2 separate regions of the Homo sapiens genome follow, and region 1 is linked to region 2. A link is an interaction called in ENCODE POLR2A ChIA-PET data of the cell type or tissue named here. Cell type or tissue: B cell. All regions are shown on one strand. Each heading gives the region's core, and the rest is flanking DNA. Links, peaks and the distances in the headings are about the cores only.

Region 1 (4,381 bases), core at 222-4,221, 290 kb before region 2:
TGATTGCCTGAACTCAGGAATTCAAGACCAGCCCGGGCAACATGGTGAAACCCCGCCTCTACTAAAATACAAAAAATTAGCCAGGTGTGGCAGTGTGCACCTATGGTCCCAGCTACTTTGGAGGCTGAGGTAGGAGAGTTGCTTGAACACAGGAGGCAGAGATTGCAGTGAGCCAAGATCACGCCACTGCACTCCAGCCTGGGCGACAGAACGAGACTGTCTCCAAAAAAAAAAAAAAAAAAAAAAAAAAATTGAGAAGGCCTTCAACCAAATGCAACCTGCAGATCCTGCTTGGCTTCTGAAGAAACAAAGTAACTGTAAAATGAAATTTATGAGCCAAACTGGGGAAATCCAAACACTGACTGGACAACAGATGACACTAAAGAATTTTTGTTAGTTTCTTAGGTGTGAAAGTTCAACAATGGTTAAGTTTTGTAAGAAAAGATTCTATTTTCTATTAGCTGGGCATGGTGGCAGGCGCCTATAGTCCCAGCTACTGCGGGGGGGCGGGGGGGAGCTGAGGCAGGAGAATGGTGTGAACCCAGGAGGCGGAGCTTGCAGTAAGCCGAGATCGCGCCATTGTACTCCAGCCTGGGTGACAGAGTGAGACTCCATCTCAAAAAAAAAAAGAAAAGATTCTATTTTCTTAGCAAAACAACTGATATACTTACAGACACAGCTACACAGGATGAACTGCGGTAGAAACAAGACCGGCCACAGCTGCAAACTGCAGGTGCAGGGCAGGAGCATACATGGACTCACTCTATTACTCTCTCCACCTTTGATTATGTGGAAACATCCAACAAAGAAGGTGGCTTTAAAAAATGAGTAAAGGCTGGGCGCGGTGGCTCACGCCTGTAATCCCAGCACTTTGGGAGGCTGAGGCGAGTGGATCATCTGAGGTCAACAGTTTGAGACCAGTCTGACCAACATGGTGAAACCTCATCTCTACTAAAAATACAAAAATTAGCCGGGCGTGGTGGTGGGCTCCTGTAATCCCAGCTACTCGGGAGGCTGAGGCAGGAGAATTGCTTGAACCTGGAAGGCAGAGTTTGCAGTGAGTCGAGATCGTGCCACTGCACTCCACGCTGGGCAACAGAGCTAGACTCTGTCTCAAATAATAATAATAATAATAATAATAATATGAATAAATAAATAAATAAGTAAATAATGAGTAAAGCAGCCAGGCGCAGTGGCTCACGCCTGTAATCCCAGCACTTTGGGAGGCTGAGGCAGGCAGATCACCCGAGGTCAGGAGTTCGAGACCAGCCTGGCTAACATGGAGAAACCTCGTCTCTACTAAAAATACAAAAATTAGCCAGGTGTGGTGGCGCGCACCTGTAATCCCAGCTACTCAGGAGGCTGAGGCATGAGAATCACTTGAACTCGGGAAGCAGAGGTTACAGTGAGCCAAGATCGAGCTACTGTACTCCAGCCTGGGCAACATAACAAGACTCCGTCTCAAAAAAAAAAAAAAAAAGGCTGGGCGTGGTGGCTCATGCCTGTAATCCCAGCACTTTGGGAGGCCAAGGCAGGCGGATCACCTGAGGTCAGGAGTTCGAGACCAGCCTGACCAACATGGAGAAACCCCATCTCTACTAAAAATACAAAAAAAATTAGCCGGGCATGGTGGCACATGCCTATAATCCCAGCTACTAGGGAGGCTGAGGCAGGAGAATCGCTGGAACCTGGGAGGCGGAGGTTGTGGTGAGCCAAGATCGCGCCATTGCACTCCAGCCTGGGCAACAAAAGCGAAACTCCGTCTCAAAAAAAAAAAAGCAAACTATAGATCAGGCGTGGTAGCTCACATCTCTAATCCCAACACTTTGCAGGCCAAGGCGGGAGGATCGCTCAAGCCCAGGAGTTCAAGAGCAGCCTGGGCAACACAGTGAGACCCTGACTCTACCAAAATAAATAAATAATAATAATAATAAATTAAAAAGTAAAAAGCCAACTATAAAAAGCAAACCATGACAATTATTTCATATAGTAACACAACAGTATAAGTTAGAAGTACCACAGAACCTCTGGATCCACAGAAACCTTCCTGTCTTTATCTACTTGAATTAAACCTGCTTTTATGTATCTCAGAGTAGCAACAAACTAACTTTAACAAAAAACAACTATTACAGATGCACAAAGCCTTTCCCCTGTGTTTGATGGTGTCTTGTACACATCACACACTCACAAGGGAAGAAGAGCTGGCAGAGAGAAACACCCAGTGCTCCCCACATTTGTCCTGCGCCATCTACACAGGTCCTATTGACACTGTTCTCTCCACTTTCTGCTGTTCTTAAAGTGAATGTATGATTTTTTAAAACACAGTAGCTTCTAAAAAAGAAGCTGGGCCCCCAGTGACCTCCTCCTAACCCTAACCCTGGCCTGCAATGCTCTGAGGGTGGCAAGGGGAGCCTGCCTGCCACTCAGTCCCCATCTCTCCATCCACCTCCCACAGCAGAGCAGAGCCCAGCTTGGGACAGCAGGGTTTGAGCCCAAGGAGGCAGCTAGGCAGCCACATTGGGCCCTCTCCTGCTCCAGAGTTCGGCTTCAGAGGCCACACTCTGAACACTGGACAACACAGGGTCTAAGGCCAATGCTTTACCTGTCAAAGCCTGCATAGTCCTGGCCAGCCCTGGCCACCAGCCACCACCACCTCAAACAGCTGGTGTACTGTCTGAGAAGAAACCAAATCTTTCTTACCCCCGATGTGTGTAACAGTTTCATCTGGTCCACCTATGTGGGGAAGCAGGTCTGACTGACTGGGGGATGCCCAAAACTGACAAAGAAGAAACTGATCTCCTCCCTCAAAGGAAGGGACTGTGGTCCCTAAGTGACAGGGGAGACCTAGCAGGAATCCTATATGGACCTGGGCCGGATGCTCAGACACAAGGGCACAGGGACACCACTCCCTGACCTTGGGGGCTCACAGAGCACTGGGCCAAGGTAACAGGCATCATCATTAACCTATCACGGCCCAGACAGGCAGCGGCTCATCCAGGGCCGCAAGCTCCTGGGAGACCAGGCAGGGCCCAGACTCCCCCTGTGGAGTCAGTATGGAGTTCACAGGGACAGACATCATATACAGTCGGTCCTGCTCAGGTGGTGCCAGGCACCCCCAGGGGCCCAGGGGCTCCCAGCACTGGGCCTGGCCTTCCTCTGGATCCACCTGCTAAGCCACAAAGCATGCTCGCTTGGCATCCCCAAAGACGAGCTGCTCCATCACAGCTGTGCCTGCCTTGAATCCCATGGAGGGTGGCCAGGTCCACGCCTCCACATGCTGGCAGGGCTGGCCTGGAGCACACCATCCGCATGCCTAGGGCTGGGCAGATTCCCTGGCCAGGTCCCAGGATGATTGAGATACACAAGTGCCCAGTCGCCAGGCCCTACAGGAAGAAACAGCACCAGGGCTCGATGTGGGAGTTTCAGACATTTTTAAAAGTGTAAGGGTCCCTAAAGATTCCTTCATGACCCCCTGCCCCATATTCTAAAAGTGGGGAAAGAGAGGCCCAGCGGGGAGAGAATTGCCCAACAATTAGTGACAACAGTGTAGCCACATGGTCATCATCTTTGGATGCCTATAGCTGCCTCTCCCCAACTGTCAGACCCATCTGTGCTTCAGGTATTCACAGGGCCCCAGCTCCCACCCAAGCCAGGCTTCCTCATACCAACAGCAGACCACTGCCACCACCCAGCCCCCTGAAAGGCCCTTGGGTCTCCCAGAGCCTCCTTGCTCCCAACAGCCTTCTGTTCAGAAATGGACACAACAATGTTCTCAGGGGTTATCAGACGAATGGGAGAATCCCACACTTGCTTTAACCAAGACCAGGACTTTTCCTGCTCTGGAAGCAAACAATCAAAGAGGCTGGGCCTCACCCCCAGTAACTCTGCAGAGGAACCTCCTGGAGGGTCCTCTGCCAATCACCCTATTGCCCCCACTTCCTGCAGCTGCCCAGGTGCTGGGAACAGGGCTCAGCAAGTCCAGAAGGCAGCAGGCAGGGGAATTTTAGAGACACCCAAGCTTGAAGGGCAGGTGGGACTTCTAAGACAAAGGGTGAATGTGGGCACAGGAGAGGTAGGGCAGTCCCAAGCCAGGCTGTAGGGGCCTGAGACAATGCTTAGGGCAGCCCTTGGGAGGTGGCAATGGAAGCCACTTGAGACTGAGCAGGGACAAGGATAAGAACGGGGAGAAGCTGCAGGTGCAGCAGCAAGGAGACAGAGACCTGAGTGAGGCATGAGATTCAGTCCGCAGAAGACCTACGAAGCACTTGCTGCGTGTTGGGTGCTGTGCCCAGTCCAACACCCAATTCCACCCACGTGCACCTCTCAGACAAGGACAATGGTGCTCCAGAGCTTGACACTATGACACCAAGGTGGCACACCA
Region 2 (4,381 bases), core at 236-4,235:
CCTGGGAGGCAGAGATTGCAGTGAGCTGAGATCGTGCCTCTGCACTCCAGCCTCGGCAACAGAGTAAGACTCTGTCTCAAAAAAATAGAGAAGAAAAAAGCGCAGGGAGACCCTGGATGGCCCCGTGAGCTTGGACCCACCTGGGTTAAGCCAGGCCTAAGGGAAAAAACAAACTGCACACCATCATCAGATTCATATGCGCTCATGACTGACTACGAAAGATGGTCTTGTCTCTGGTAATGGGCTGCACCCGCCTGCCTCCTAAGACAGCATCCTTACAGCTCAGAAGTACAGACAAATGAAATGGGACATTCCGCTAAACAGTTTAGCAAATACGGGTAGGCACTAAGAACAAGCACCTCACCTGTATCTCCACCCGGTATTACCACCACACACTTAGCACCCTCCAGCCACTCCCTGTGTTTGGATCTGTCTGTATATGTGTGTGTCTGTGTTTTATCAAAAAAAAATGGGGGCTGGGTGCGGTGGCTCACGCCTGTAATCCCAGCACTTTGGGAGGCCGAGGCGGGCGGATCATGAGGTCAGGAGATCGAGACCATCCTGACTAACACGGTGAAACCCTGTATCTACTAAAAATACAAAAAAATAGCCAGGCGTGGTGGTGGGCGCCTGTAGTCCCAGCTACTCGGGAGGCTGAGGCAGAAGAATGGTGTGAACCTGGGAGGCGGAGCTTGCAGTGAGCCGAGATCGTGCCACTGCACTCCAGCCTGGGCAACAGAGCGAGACTCCATCTCAAAAAAAAAAAAAAAAGGGAAAAAAATAAAAGTCATGGGATCATGCTTACATTTTGGGTCTCAGCTTGATCTTGGTGTTCTAATGTGGAGCAGGCTTCTGGAGCTCAGGTGCACAGCAGATACTCAAGAAGTGGTTGAGAACAACCTGGTCTGGTGCTCGTATCCAAAGCACAGTGGCACTTCAATTTGTTGACACTCCCATTGAAAGTGAGGTCTTTGACTCTGAGCTCTATTTTTGGTGAAAATAATATAACAGCAGTGTCGTTTCTGGGCTGAGGCCTTGAGAAACTGGCAGCTTCCACTTCCTGTCCTCTGGAATGCTTGCTCCTGGAAAGCCAGCCAGTAGGCTGTGAGAAAGCTCAAGCCGCCCTAGGGAGAGTAGTCAACAGCCTGCACCAGAGTGTCGGCCTGTGATGAGCCGGCCTGGGAATGGATCTGTGCTCCAGCTGAACCTCCCCGTGGAGCAGAGACCAGATGCTGGGTCCTGCCTAAATTGTAGGTTTGTGAGCAAAGGAAAGGATTATTGCCATTCTAAGAAGTATCTGTGGTTATCCAGTGACAGGTACAGAGGTACTGGAACCCTTGCCCAGCCAAGTGCCTCTACCTGGCCACAGTGATGAGGGTGATCCATCCTGGGATGAGATGTTAGGATCCTGGGAGAGAGCCTTGCTCTGCCTCTAGGACTGTGAGCTGCGAGGTCTTTGCTCAGAACCCCAAAGCTGCAGCATCCATGGTGGGGTGGAATAAGGCCGATAGACAGAGAAATGCATGCTGAGCGATGGAGAGACAGATGGAGCCCTGCAGACACATTTCCCCATCACCCACAACCTGCCTCCTTATTCATCCATGGGTTTAACTTGGGTTTTTGTCCTTTGCAACTAAGGCAGCCACTTAGCAAATATGTGACTCACAAGCTTAAGCCTCAGTTTCCCATCTGTAAAATGGGGATGGTGAAGCCCTCATCAACGTAACTGGGTGATTATTAGAAAACTGGAGCTGCCAGCGCAGGCAGAGGGAGAGGCAAGTGTAGACAGGGAGCCGCCAGCAGCCCTTCCTGCTCTCCACTTTCCTCCAAAGATGCAGCAAAGCTCCATCTATCACAGGCTCCACCCTTGGCCCTGGGACAGGAGTCCTAGCATGCCCATTTTGTGTGGGGGAGTGGGAGGAAACTGAGGCAAGGAGAGCCCAAGTCACATGCCCAGGTCCCACAGGCTGACCCCAGACAGGCTCCAAAGCCTGGTTTGTAGGGAGACTCTCCCCTCGCCGCAGGCCTCAGTCTCCCCATCTGTAAAACAGGAGACTTCCAAGGAGCTTCCTAAGGCTGAGTCTCTCTGATGTCTCTGTATGGATGAGTCTCAGCCAGCCTTACAGGCCACTGAGAGGCCACCCGAGGGCCATATCCAGATGTAACCCCCATACCCCCTGGCGGGGGGGCGGGCAGGAATGCCTTCTCCAAAGGTATAAGCCAGGGAACCTCAGCAGCCTGAGCAGAGACTCTGAGATTCAGCGGCATGGCTGCCAGACACACTGCACCTGCCCCAGGCTGTCAGGACCCTCTGATTCAGCCCTTTTTGAGAGGAGGTGGGGAAACTGGAGCCCAGGGGGTGTGGGCTTACCTGAGGCCACCAGAGGGCTGGTGAAGAGGCAGGATGAAAACACGCTGAGCCTGGGGGCTGGTGAGGGCAGAGCAGCCACTGCTCTTTCGGGGGCAGGGTGGGAGCTGGCAGGAAGCCTGTGGGGAGGGAGGAGGCGAGGCTCTCACCCTTCTCCAGTGACCAGGCACTTGGCGGCCCACGCTGCTCGCTACGCAGGTGCCGGGCATCAAAGAAGCTTAACTGGCTCTTCAGCATTAAGCCTCGGGCTGCCCTTGACCCACCTGTGCACCCCCTGACCTGCCAGCTTAACTGGGAACAGCTCCAGGCCAATGAAAGCACAACCCCCCACCTGAAATCCTATGCTTGGTTGTAACTCCTTAGAGCATGGTAATGCCGTGTAATCCTAGCAGCCGAGGACCCAGGTCAGTCCACATCTTTCCCGACAAGTGAACATCAGAATGGCCGTGGGAAATTTTGCAATAGTTTACATTTACAAAGCATTTAAAATCCTTGTTTCTTATCAGAGAATAGATACATGCTCATTGTGGAAAATTCAGAAAGTACAAAAAGAGTTGAGGGGTGGGAAAAAAGATGACCTGCTATCTGCCAGCCCAGTGGTGGCCAGGTAAAGGCCTTGGTGTGCAGGATGAGCATGGGGGGAGCAGCCCCTGGCCAGAGTTTGTCCCTCCTAGGCCCAGCTGTATCCCAGCTTCTAAACTGGCCTGGCATGCAGTAGGTGTTTGGTAGTAGCTGTTCCATGAATCTGTCATTCCTTCTGCCCTCTGGGCGCCTTGCTTTGTGTCTCTGCATCACCATTTCTGAACCTGAGGGCGGCAGCTCGATGTCATGTCACCCAGGCTGACTGATCTGCTTGTGCAGGCTGCAGCCAGGTAGGACAGTCTGGTGGTCACAGCTCAGGCCCCAGCAGGGGAGTACCCCCGGGGAGGGGCCTTTGTCGCTCTGCACAGTGGGGACAGGGCTCTTGCCTTGCTTTAGGAGGATAAGTGGTGGGTGTTGAGGGCTCCAGATGGCCCAGCAGAAAACATTTTTGGGAAAATTGTTTTCTCTGCAAACATCTGGCCTGCTAGAGCTTCAAGGTCAGGTTACTTTTTTTTTTTCTTTTTTTGCTTTTAGTTTTTAAAAGGTAATACAGTTTTTAAAAAGAGAGGACACCCATGAGGCCACCAATGCTTCCCTGACTCTTACCTTTTGCAAAAGAACTTTCTGGACGTGGTCTATTGTGAGAGGTTTTCAGAACAAAAATCTCATTTTTCTATTGAGTAAAAACTAAAATCAAGAATAAAGCAAAACAGGCTGGGCGCAGTGGCTCACACTTGTAATCCCAGCACTTTGAGAGGCCAGGGAGGGTGCATCACCTGAGGTCAGGAGCTCAAGACCACTCTGACCAACATGGTGAAACCCTGTTTCTACTAAAAATACAAAAATTAACTGGGCGTGGTGGTGCATGCCTGTAATCCCAGCTACTTGGAAGTCTGAGGCAGGAGAATTGCATGTACCCAGGAGGTGGAGGTTGCAGTGAGCTGAACTCATGCCACTGCAATCCAGCCTGGGTGACAGAGCAAGACTTTGTCAAAAAAAAAAAAAAAAGGCAAAACAAACTGTTTTAGATTTCCACAATTATTATCTAATTTTAGAAAAACTCACCAAGCCAAGAACTCTGCCACCACCAGACTTCTGCATGGGTCCCCTCCCAGGCCACCATGGCCCATGGGTGCTGAGTCAGGCAAATCAAGGGTTGAGGAAGGCTTCCTGGGGGTGGCAACACCTCAGCTAAGGTCTGAGGAAAGAGGAAACTCCCAAGCCAGACCCTCACCTTCCTCTGGAAACCTCTGGCAGCGCACAAGACCCCCATGTTACAGAGTGGAACACTGAGCCCCAGGGCTGGCAGGCCTCCCCTGCCTCCCAGGTTCCATCCAACAAGTGTCCACTGACAGTGCACTGTGTGCTCCCAGTTGCAAATGGAGCTGGGAAGAGGCTGTGGCTTTGGTCAGTTCCTCAGGCTGTGCCTGA

The links. Peaks named below come from ENCODE experiments on the same cell type or tissue, not always from the same donor. Only the 100,000 strongest peaks of a DNase experiment are listed, where the experiment ranks them.
Region 1: POLR2A ChIA-PET joins it to region 2 with 6 read pairs; 3 of 35 experiments call an interaction of 5 or more read pairs at or near these places.

The regions. Positions count from the first base shown.
Region 1 is chr9:92,757,089-92,761,469 of GRCh38, forward strand. The region is part of intron 1 of BICD2 (BICD cargo adaptor 2); the gene reads right to left. Among named protein-coding and RNA genes, the nearest start is that of BICD2, 5.6 kb to the right of the region's middle. In B cell, for the core only: no CTCF peak of the experiment used is centred there; no DNase peak of the experiment used is centred there; H3K27ac peaks cover 1,232 bases.
Region 2 is chr9:93,050,837-93,055,217 of GRCh38, forward strand. No RefSeq gene overlaps it. Among named protein-coding and RNA genes, the nearest start is that of SUSD3, 5.7 kb to the right of the region's middle. In B cell, for the core only: no CTCF peak of the experiment used is centred there; no DNase peak of the experiment used is centred there.